Linked DNA regions of Homo sapiens: region 2 is linked to region 1. A link is an interaction called in ENCODE POLR2A ChIA-PET data of the cell type or tissue named here. Cell type or tissue: MCF 10A. All regions are shown on one strand. Links, peaks and the distances in the headings refer to the core of each region. The heading gives the core; the rest is flanking DNA.

The links. Peaks named below come from ENCODE experiments on the same cell type or tissue, not always from the same donor. Only the 100,000 strongest peaks of a DNase experiment are listed, where the experiment ranks them.
Region 2: POLR2A ChIA-PET joins it to region 1 with 7 read pairs; 2 of 35 experiments call an interaction of 5 or more read pairs at or near these places.

The regions. Positions count from the first base shown.
Region 1 is chr6:88,000,729-88,008,906 of GRCh38, forward strand. No RefSeq gene overlaps it. Among named protein-coding and RNA genes, the nearest start is that of SPACA1, 43 kb to the right of the region's middle. In MCF 10A, for the core only: no CTCF peak of the experiment used is centred there; a DNase peak (open chromatin) is centred at 4,223.
Region 2 is chr6:88,442,579-88,446,578 of GRCh38, forward strand. LOC105377885 (a long non-coding RNA gene) reads right to left here and starts at 341. Exons shown (of 6, transcript XR_007059669.1): 1 at 264-341. In MCF 10A, for the core only: no CTCF peak of the experiment used is centred there; no DNase peak of the experiment used is centred there.

The sequences.
Region 1 (8,178 bases), core at 1,833-5,832:
CTTCTTTCTCCGCTTGGTGTGTCAGTTGACCCCTCAGGAGGTATGGCTGAGAGTTCAGCATCAAATGGCTTTTAACACCTGGGTTTCATTCTGAATCTCCCTCAAGTCCCAGCAGTAATGAAGCAATTGTATGTCCTGCCATAATAAATCTGAATCAAAGTGAAGCCAGTACCCCCTTCCTTCCAGGGAGCAGAGTATATCAGTTAAGACAGACTAGGAGCATTTTGTGCAGTGCTCTGATCAGAAGGATGGAAGCTCCATCCTTTGGCAGAGAGCAGTTCTGAGTGCTTTTCCTGTGCAGGTTGCCATTTGTATTAGAAATTTGACTGCAAAAGAGTTTAAGCATTATTGGTGAATTTCTAATCCTTTATTTCAAAGTTCTTGCTTCAGCGATGTCTTATTTATTTATTTATTTATTTATTTATTTATTTTTGCATTTAGAATTAATTCAACTGCAAAAAAAGTGCACATCTACCAAATATCAAGCATTGCATTAGATACCAGGGGTCTTAAGAAGGATAAGTAGGACATGGATTTTTTTCTCAAAGAAATTTTATTGTCTGTTTGTGTTATCTGAATTCAGAATGCCATTGCCTCATTAGCCTGTTTCATTGTATTTGTAGTATTTGTCAATGTCAGACAGTCTTTTATTTATTTATTAATGTACTTGTCCATTTCCCCAACCAGAATGAAGCTCCGCAAAGGCATGTATTGTGTCTGTTTTGCTTATTACTGTGTTATCAGATCTGGAATAGTGCCTTGACACAGTGTAGACATCCATTAAGAATGAATAATCTGGCCAGGCGCAGTGGCTCATGCCTGTAATCCCAGCACTTTGCGAGGCCGAGGCAGGCGGATCACCTGAGGTCGGGAGTTGGAGACCAGCCTGGCCAACATGGTGAAACCCTGTCTCTACTAAAAATACAGAATTAGCCGGGCATGGTGGCACGTGCCTGTAGTTCCAGCTACTTGGGACGCTGAGGCAGGAGAATCGCTTGAACCCAGGAGGTGGAGGTTGCAGTGAGCCAAGATCACGCCACCACTGCGCTCTAGCCTGGGCGACAAGAGCAAAACTCCATCTCAAAAAAAAAAAAAAAAAAGAATGAATAATTTACAGCTAACTAACATTGGTACAGTGTACTGACTAGGTCTGAGTAGTTTGAGAACGTTAAGTCTTTTTTTTCTTTAAAGACAGAAGTATAATGACTAAGTTTAGAGGATGGACACCATCTTACCCTATACACTTGTATTTTGTTAGAAGAGATTTTGTTTCAAGACTGGCCTGGGCAACATAGTGAGACCCTGCATCCATTAATATTAAAAACAAACAAAAAAAACAAGGGCCTGGTGCAGTGGCTCATGCCTGTAATCCCAGCACTTTGGGAGGTCAGAGGCAGGCGGATCACGAGGTTGGGAGATCGAGACCATCCTGGCCAACATGATGAAACCCCATCTCTACTAAATATACAAAAATTAGCTGGGTGTAATGGCACGTGCCTGTAATCTCAGCTACTCGGGAGGCTGAGACAGGAGAATTGCTTGAGCCTGGGAGGCAGAGGTTGCAGTGAGCTGAGATGGCGCCACTGCACTCCAGCCTGGCGACAGAGCAAGACTCCGTCTCAAACAAAACAAAACAAAAAAACAAAATGAAGAGATTTCGGAATATCTGTTAAAACCCATCTGAAGCCGCAGTGCTCTAATAGCTAAAGTGGTTTCCACAAATTATCAATGGAGCAAAGAAATTCTTTTCCAAGAATTCTTTCCTGAGAATCTCTTTAACCTACTTCCTTGGTTGAAAAAGTAGAAAATGTTTTCATAGGGATGAGCTGTGCAAACCTAATGCCCAAAACATCTGACACTCTTATCTTGAATGACACAGTAGAATTTAAAGAACTTGTCATCAAGTGGTCTTTGACAAAAACCTCTGTGGACAGCACCTGCCATTTTGAGAATTTTTACAACCAGAACTGGCTCCGACCTTGCACATCACTTCTTCAGCAAAAATTCTATCTCCCAAGTCACCTTCTCTGCACCTACTGAGGGATATACATCTCCTTATGGTTTTTGGCATTGGAGTAAGAAAATAAACTGGTGATGTGTAATGTGATTATGTACCCTTGGACCTTTCATCTATAGTCTTGATTCTGCACATAGAGCGTGCACATGCATGTATGTGTGTGGGTGTGGGTAGAGGCATGTGGGTTGGTCCTTTGAAGAATGAGATTCTGCAGTTTTCTGCAGTGGACATTTCCTACCTGTGGCTGGCCCAGATGGTAAGAATACTATGCATCCTTTCTGGCTTTGACTGCTGAGAATGTTACAGTGAGTTTCCTTATTTATGCCCTTTTTTTTGGAGTATTAAACATGTCAAATTTGGTGTAGTTAAGAGGCACTCGTAGAAAGTTTTTTTTAAAGGTCTCTGCATATAAGATGCTTCCATAGCAAGTCATAGAAAAAATTCCCAAGTTTCAGTGTTGACAGATGGTGTTACTCTGCAATATAAGCAGCAATGTCCTCACGAGACTATTGATTTTGTTTGTGAAATATAAATCCCTATACAATGACGGATGGGCTGGTGAGAAGTGCTTCTTTAATAATTCAATAATTTCATTAAACGATCTGGTCCTAAGTAAAACAGAGATGGCAAGATACCTGACCATGGACTGCATTTAAGTCTCATATAAAAATAAGACCATGGTCTACTTTTGTTCATGTTTGTCTATTTTGTTTGCTTCAAGATAAAAGGAAGTCTTTCAGTGTGTGAAATCTAAGAAATAGGGCAAACGACATCAGATTCTTCCAAGTGTCTCATAGCAGCCATTTTAAGTTCAGTCTGCCCACATTCATGGCAACGGCTTGGTTCACTTGCTTACTAGGTAGGCTTGAACATTGATTTATTTTGCCTGCTGCTATTTAGCTTTCTGTTTTCTTAGCAGCTTCCCATCTCAATGGAGCATGGACAGTTTGTAGGAAGTAGAAGCCGATTTGATTCCAACACAGCACTTTATTACAGCTAAGAAGGACATATTACCCAAAGTCATCTTCTGATGTGCCAGAAGCAACAACCAAGAAGAATTCTAAGGGGCAAATAAACAACCTGAAACTAAATCACAGAAACTCCTGGAAACCCAACTTGAATTAGCCCAAGTGTGTCTGTGCATTTGTGTATTTGTTGTTTATGCACGACAAAGTCCTACAAAATCAAATTGATTTACTTTACCTTGATTTACTTTAGAAAAAAAATTAAAATATCAGCAAATTCATATTTAGGTTTGCCTTCACAAAGGAGTTATAAACTTAATGTTTTGTATATTTAATCTGTTATCTTAATTAGGGACTCGTAGATCATCAAAGAGATGTTAAAATAATACAATCAAGAGTCATAGAGTAACATGTACAATTTATTTTTTGGCAAGACTCAGAAAAAACAATTTGATATGTTAATGGATCCTAATGGGCAATAGCTATTAATTAAATAAATAACCCATTAGACTGAGAAGTGAAGTGTCAGTACAAGGACAATGTACTAAAATTGCTGAAGAATAGCAATTAACTTATAGTATTTAGTGGTGGCACAGATATTTATATTTGGTTTTGTAGATATTTGTGTCAGCTATATCAAATTAATTAAATTAAACCAGCAACTATTTAATAAATCTCTACAATGTGTGTGCAGTGCTATGCTAGGCATTTGGAATAAAGCAAAAAAGTAGACAACCTGATCTAGACTCTTGGGGAAAATATAGTATAGTAGGGAGAGGCAAGATGTAAGTAATTTTAATATATAATGATTGTGCATGTTGACATATTAAAAATGTTTTAAGGTATTACACCATCAATTCTTTACCACTTTTATCACTGTCCATCATGACGTACTAACAATTGTTGAGGAAAAATAATGCTGGGGTAGGGCCTGGGGATAACCAAGAAGGTGTAAATCCTGGCCTCTGCTCAGGAAGCCAGTGATCTAATTTGGAAGGTTGATTGCTAAATGAAATCTTTGCTGACGCAGAAAGTCCCATGAATAGGAAAGGGAGAAAGAGCTAAGGGCTAGGATATTCTGGCAAGTTTGTGGAGGCGAACTGGAGCTTGAAGTACAGGTGGAATGTGACTAAACAGAGAGGGGAGGTGGTGGCTCAGGTGGGGACGATGGCCAGAGCCAGCTTCATTGTGAGGCATTAGGGGTGAGGCTGCAGAAGAGATTTATGTAATGCAGCCACAATGTTGTGCAATCTGGTGATTGAAGAATTTGGACTCGGCTTTCCTGAGGAGAGTGACAGAATCAAAGTGGTTGTAGAAAGATGTTGATCAGATTGAAGGGTGCTGGGGAGATCTGTGGTAGGAGGGAGTAGGAGCTAGAAGGCAGCAAGACTGGCTGGAGGCCCTTGTGAGGGGATAAGAGATGAACATGATTTCCTAAAACAGATCACAGCCTTTTTAAGGGAAAGGGAAATGCCTTGCTTTTCCTTGTTTCCTTGTTTTTCCTGTACATTCAGTCCAGAATGTATAATGCTGTGGAATAACCCCTTGTAGAGCCACTGACTTATGAGACTATCTAAAGACAGGTGCTGACCTTTGCCGCTGATCACTGTATTTGGCCTCCTGGAACAAGAGTGCCTCATGAATAAAACAAGTTAGAGCAACCTAAGGAGATTCAAGCAGAGGTCACTCTATAGTGAGGTGATAAATTTTGTGACCGATATGGAGGCCTAGCTTAGTCGCAGGCAATCATTACTGAATTACCTGGTGATAACAGGAGGTGAAGAAAATGTGCATTCTAAGCACAATGCAAATGCGAATCACTAGCTTCCTGGAGATCTGATCAAATAAAACTTAAGTTTTAATTAAACTGTGACCAAATTAATTAAAAGTTACTATACTGTGTGATAGATAATTATCAACTAGAATGTTGCTTATTTTGCTGCAGCATCCTGATTTCTTTATCTTCCTGTTCTGAAAATGTAAAAATCCTTTTAGTCTTTTAGATGAGTCACAAGCGAAAAAAAAAAAATTAAGTTAGCAGGATGTATTAAACATTAATTTAAGCACAATCATGAAAACCTGAAATTTTCTTTTTTCTCTAGCTATGTTTTAAGTTCTTGACATAATTTTTACAATGGCACATCTATTTTTTATGAGTTTTTAATAAAATGTAATAATAGCAACTAATAATGTTAACGATAATAATGATAACTGTCATTTCTCTCTCCTCAGGATCATTTTGTGCTGAGCGTTCATAACTGAGTCATAGCTGTCTGTGTTAAAGGATTGTTCCCAGGTTTTATTTATCTTGTTCAGCCTTTTAATTCAATTGGTTTCTTGGCTGATTTGTCTCCCAGTGTGATTAATCAATGAGAACTAGGGGCCCAATTCACGTTTTCACTTAAGTCGATTGAAATGTTGAGTGTGGTTGTGGTTGTTTAGGAGATAAAACAGGGTCACTGACTTACAACATCATTTCTTCTTGGTTTTATGCCTTAACTGTATTTTCCCCAGCAGAATCTGGTAACTGTTTCTCTCAGTTATGGAAGCCTACAGGGAGAGGAAAGGTAGGTAGAGATTTCTCTTCAGTGACGATTTCCATTAATTTTGTTATTTGTCATCAACAATTGGTGTATACCCAAAGGCGATCAAAGTGTAAGTAAATGACCAGCAATTTGTTTCACTTCAAATCTAATACTTTCCAAAAAGCACTTTGTAGCCAGTATCTAACAGAAGTTTAATAGAAGTCTAAGGCTGGAAGAAAAAGTGGGGGCTATGCCATTTCCTCCCAAGCTCTTCTCCCCCCATCTAGCATTAGACAGACACTACCCCTTCTCTTCTCAAGGGGCCCAGACAGGACGATTCTGCAATAGCCTTTAGGAAATTCATTTCAACGTTAATATCCCTCATGGCCAAGAGATAAGTAATTTGGCTCATATATAATCTGGTTCCTCCTCGTCTGCGTTGAAAGCCCTTAATGACCTCATGTCTTCCCTCAGCAGGGCTGCGGGTATTCTGTCAAAACGCCATGATGGATTATGTGCTTGGTGACCTTCTGTGACTTTTTGCAAGGCAGGGAGAGTAGAATGAAAAGGTGGTGAAGAGGCAGCAGAATACCTCTATTTGCCACGCCTGCCATCCCGGCAGCAGGAGGAAGGTTCCCGGAGGAGAAGCTGAATGAGACCCTTCCGCTGCTTCCCCTCCTCTCCCGCCAGGCTCCTCCTCCCTCCAGGGGCGAAGGAGCCAATGCTTGGGAAATGGGGGATAGCACTGGTAGCGATTACGTTCTCCACTTTGAAAGCCTAACAGAAGGAAAAACTATTTAGGAAATGAAGAGAAAACCCTCTCCTCTGTGCTCAAGAGTTGCCATTTACAGGACTCTTGCAAGTTTAACGAAAGGGAAAACTTGGCGTCTTGCTCATCTCCTGTGATACCTCCTTTGGCATATGATACAAATGAGAATACATTCAATGTTAAATATTCGTGTGCATTTTTTTCTTATTTGATTTGATTTGAGAGTTCCCCCACCAAACAGCTTTTTTTTTTTTTAAAAAAAAAAAAAAAAAAAAAAAAAGATCATTGGCCGGGCATGGTGGCTCACGCCTGTAATCCCAGCACTCTGGGAGGCCGAGGCAGGCGGATCACGAGGTCAGGAAATCGAGATCATCCTGGCTAACACAGGTGAAATCCCATCTCTACTAAAAATATAACAAATTAGCCGGGCGTGGTGGTGGGCGCTTGTAGTCCCAGCTACTCGGGAGGCTGAGGCAGGAGAATGGCGGGAACCCGGGAGGTGGAGCTTGCAGTGAGCCGAGATCGCGCCACTGCAGTCCAGCCTGGGTGACAGAGTGAGACTCTGTAAAAAAAAAAAAAAAAGGTCCTTATATTTAGAGGGGCTTAGTAAGAGGCTTTGACAATTGAGTCAAAGGTTTGCTCACCTGGAAACTGCTCAAGTAAAGAGAACATCTCTTTACTGTAAAGGAGCATCCCTCAGATCCCTTTAAGCCACCCCAGACAACAAAGACTACTTACAGTTTGTCCAGAAGTAACCTCAGAATTATAGACAGGGGGAGGGTTGCAGCACTGGCCAGAGCCCACAGTGTTGCATTTGTAACCCGTTTATTTGCGAGAAACACCATCAACAAATCATGCAACAGCATATTCTAGATAATAAAGTTTTAAAACTTCTATGTTTGTGCTATCCTAGATTGGTGTTCCTATCTGTGAGGTACCCTAACTACAATGTACTGTGTGTCCTGTCTCTTCATCTAGGTTGACAGCCAGATCACATCGTTCCTCTAAATCCCCAGCACCTGGCACAGAGGCTGGAAATGAGTAGGTACTGCTAAAACAATGTGGAATGAATGAGTGAACATAGAAACTGCCTTTTTCTAATACGTTTATCTGAAAAGACTGCTTGATTCTTCTTTATATGAGTTTTGCTCTAGTGGTTTCTTGGAGAAAAATATGAAAGTGTAGGTTTTACTCAAGACTATTCTTAATGAGGCTATAACAATGTATGGACTGAGAAAGGTGAGGAGGGTTGTGGGATAAAAAATGGGAAAAATCTTGCTGGGGTTTTCTGGGCTTTTATACAGGTTGGTTTCTGCTGGGCACTGCCTGAGATAGATTTTGTGTGGATTGCTGAGTGAGGGTCTAGAAATAAGTTCATTTCATTGTTTAATGTGTAGAAGGCTGGAAGTGTGAAGTACAAAGTCAAATCAAGGGGAAAATGCAAATGAAAGTCATGTTTCATTGAATACATTCTGTAGCTCTTCATTTCTCCTAATACCTTAGACCTGGGGCAGTTTTCTCTCTGGACCAGTATGTCACTTATTTTGGTTCTACTAAGTCACATACCACTGGAATGCGATTGGTATTTTTACCAACCAAGAACCAACTGCTCTTTTCTAGACAACAGCTATTCTGTTCCGGCTTTCTCCAGCTCCTGCTTCTTTCAGTTTTCTCATATATTTTCAGTCGTGTGCATTCTTTTCTTGGTGAATAAGAGAGAGTAAGTGCCTGAGGGATTATCTCTTTGGATACATTTTCCTCCCCACAGGCACTGGATTTTTAAATGCTTGTTCCCTTTCCGAGTTTTGATCTTCTATATGTGAGACGAAATGTTTTTCTGTAACACTGGCAAAGGGAAATGTAGTCTTCCGGAAAAGCTCTATATTCCTTACATAAATCATG
Region 2 (4,000 bases), core at 1-4,000, 440 kb after region 1:
TAAGGAATTTATATACAAAGGGCATCAATTTTCTACTACTGCATTAAAAAGTACCCCAAATTTTAGCAACTTAAAAAACACAAACATTTTTTAACTCACAAAGTTCATGTGGATCAGGAACCTGAGAGTGGCTCGGTTGAGTGGTTCTGGTGCTGGATCTCCCATGAAGTTGCAGTGAAGAGGTAAGCCAAGCTACAGTCATCTGAAGACCGGACTAGCCATTTCCAAGCTCCCTGCCCTGGTTTTTGGTTTTCCCTACTCACCTGTTGTTGAACTCGGTATTTTAGTTCCTCTGCACACGGTTGCCTTAGTATCTTCAGGACATGGCAGCTGGCTTCCCCAGAGCAAGTGATCCAAAAGAGGAAGAGCATGAAAGCAAGATCAAAACGGAAGCCATGGTGTCTTCCATTACCCAATGTCAGAAGTTACATACACCATTTCTGCTGTATCCTCAGGGTCACCCAGACCAACAATGAATGTGAGAGAGTTTGAAATACCAAGAGGCAGGGATTAATGGTGACCTTCTTAGAAATGTTGCCACAAATAAAATGCACAGATTTTGTGTGTACATTGATGAGTTTTGACAAATGTCATATGCAACCATCACTAATCACAAAGTATTTATGTCTGTCCAAAAAGCTTTCTCATGACCTCTTTCAGTCAATCCCTGCCCACCTCCCCAGCAGCAACCACTGTTTGTGGTTTTTCACCATATAATCATTTTCATTTGTTATTGTACTTCTTATAAATTGAATCAGACAGTATGTACTTTTTTCTGTCTTGCTTTTCTTACTCAGCAGTATCACTAAAGATTCATTCTTGTTGCTAAATGTTGTTCATTCCTTCTTATTGCTGCCTAGTATTCTACTGTATGAATATACCACAAATTGTTAATTAATTTACCTATTTACAGACTTTAGGTTGTCTTCAGAGTTTAGAGCTAATACGAATAAAGCTGTTGTTAACATCTTTGTACAAGTCTTTTTTTTCATGGGTGTATGTCTTCATTTATCTTGGGTAAAAACTAAGGAGTTTAATTGCACATCACAGGCTAGATATATATTTGATCTTATTTTTAAAATTGCCAAATGATTTTCTGAAGTGATAGTATCATTTTACACTTCCACCAGCAATTTATTAGAGTTTCAGTTACTATATGTACTCACCAACATTTAACTTCCCATTTTCAAGTTGCAGCAATCTCGTAAGTATGTAGTAATCTTTCACTGAAGTTTTAAGTTGCATTTCCCCAATGTCTAATGTTATTGAGCACCTTTTTCATGTGTTTATTGGTCATTTACATTATCTTCTTTTGTGAAATATCCACTAGTATTTGGGAAGTATCTTCTTTTGCAAAGTATCTCCTTGTTTATTTTAATTGGGTTATTTGGTTTTTCAATATTGAATTGTTGGCATTGTTTGTTTATTCTGATTACAAGTATTTTGTCAGCTATTTGGGTTGCAAACCTTTGATCCCAGTCTGTGGTGCACCTTTTCATTTCTTTAGTGGTGTGTTTTTATGAGAATAAATTTTGATAATGTCTAATTTACCAATTTTATGTTTTATGGTTAGTGCTTTTGTGACTTAGCTAAGACATTTTTGCCTCTCCCAAAATTGCAAAGATATTATCCTTGTTTTCTTTTAGAAGCTTTATAATTTTTGCTTTTATGTTTAGGTCTATGATCAATTTTGAATTACTTTTTTGGTTTATGGTGTGAGGTAGGGGCTAGGGTACATTTATTTTCTCACATGGATGTCTAGTTTTTCTAGGATTGTTTGTTGAAAGGGTTTTCTTTTCCCTTTCAAATGCTTTGTGCCTTTGTTAAAAATTAACTGACTGTATATATCTGCATCTATTTCTGGTCTCTATTTCATTCCACCAATCTATTTGCCTAAACTTATATCTAAGTCAATAACACACTATCTTGATCAACTATAGCTTTACAATACATCTTGGTGTAACCTGCTTTTGGCACAAAACAAGATGTTATGAGTATCTTCCCAGGCCAAAATTTCTGTGACATCTGCCGTTTTTATGAATGCATAGTACTCTATCATATGCATGAATTATAATTTAATGAACAAATTTCTAATTGTTGGTTTTTTAGCCTTTGTATTTTTAAATATCACTGAAAAATTCTGCAGTGAACATCTTTGGCATTGCCCTTAGTTATATTCTATGAATAAATTCTTAGAAGTGAAATTGCTAAATTAAAGTGTGTGCTGGTTGTTAAAGATTTGGTATATATTGCCAAACTGTACAAAGATTGTGTCAGCTTACCCTGCCACCAGCTGAGAATGAGAGAGCCAATGCTGTGTATTATCATTTAAAATTAAAGCCGCTGTGTGATTTTAAATGATAGATGAAACTAGTATATCATTGCTGATTCAATGTGCATTTATAATTACCCGTAAAAAAAAGAATATTTTACGTGTATTGACCACACAAATACAAATTTTCTGTCTTTTAAGTTGCCTGTTTACATCATTTGGTCATTTTCCAATTGCCTTTACTTCCTTTGTAATGGACTAAGGCCAAAGCTAATTGTAGTCTCAATGTAGAAGTTCTTTCAGGCCCAATTCAGAATAATTAAATATATAATTTTTTTTCTAGAAATAGTATAAGTGAAATAAAAATGCAAAAAATGCTATTGAATATTTCTATTAAAATAAATTTACTCACTATAATTATAATATCACATAGTTGCAATGATTAGCTCATTTTCTTTATCTTCTACATAAAACTCAGGCTCTGCTACTTTAGGGCTTTGGCACCACACTCCATCTGTCCAGATGGCTTCTAACTTCCTAATTTGTCCTTGCCTTGGCCTGAAAACTTGTCATTTCTGTACTCTTGACCTGTTCCTTCTCGATGTGTTTCTTTGCCACTCCCTAGCTGTTTCTTTCAAATTCCCCCTAAAAATTATTTTCACCTATCAAAGTCTTTGACCAATCTAGCCTATTGCCAACCTTTTCTTATTGAAAAATAGAATGGGGGCAAAGACACTACAAAAAAGACTCAAAAATGTTAAAAGGGAAAATTTTGTATCACTTACTGAACTGTTGTGCCTGCTTCCCTTCATCAGCTGAGTGTCATTGTTTAGAACAGGAAATTTCCCTCTGATCTTTGTACCAGGAATAGTTATGCTTTTGAGCAGCTGGTTTGTTTTTACTTATGGATCTCATGAATCATTTAACTGATCCTGTTCTCCTATCTGAGTTAGAAATCTCAGAGTCAGATTTTCAGTCCATCTGTAGCAAGTGGATTGCTTCTCAGGACATACTTTCTGTGCATTAATCCCACTCTTATTTTTCATCATGGCTTTTTCTACTTATTTTTTCTGTGCGTCTCTTATTTTTCTTACTACTTATTGTCCACTCACCTTGACTTTTTTTAACTTACAAAAGTAAAGTCTTATAGTACATATTTTGAAAACTGACATAAAACCCTTTATTTCAGAATAAGATGGGTTAACTCTAAATACATAGACGATCTATTTCTAATAAAGAGAGAATTTGCTTTAGCCTAATGTCATAATTTATGTCTTGCCTATCAAGAACTAAAGACTCCTGAGATTAATACCTCTTGGACACTAATCTTATCCCCATTTGGAAATAGAAAGGAAGATTTTCAAAAAGTTAAGTGAATTGTCCAAGATCATAGACTAAGTTAGTGCCACGGGTCCCTAAGGGACTTTTGCTTCCTCAACCAGCACATTGTTTATGAGCCCAGCATTCCACTTGCACTTGGGTCATGACTGCTTGGGCTAGTTAATTACTTTGAAAACATATTCAAAAAACATGATCCTATGACAGCCACCTTGGGTTTTAGATCTATGGAAAGTTGGTGTAAGGTCATTGCAAAGTTAATTGTTTTGTTTTGGTTTGGTTTTAGAAGCAGCTATGGTGCAGCAAAAATCATTGCTTCTTGACTTTTCCAAAAATCTATAACTCCAAATTTTAAAAAATTACTGCAATTTTCTCCATCCTCACTGCTCA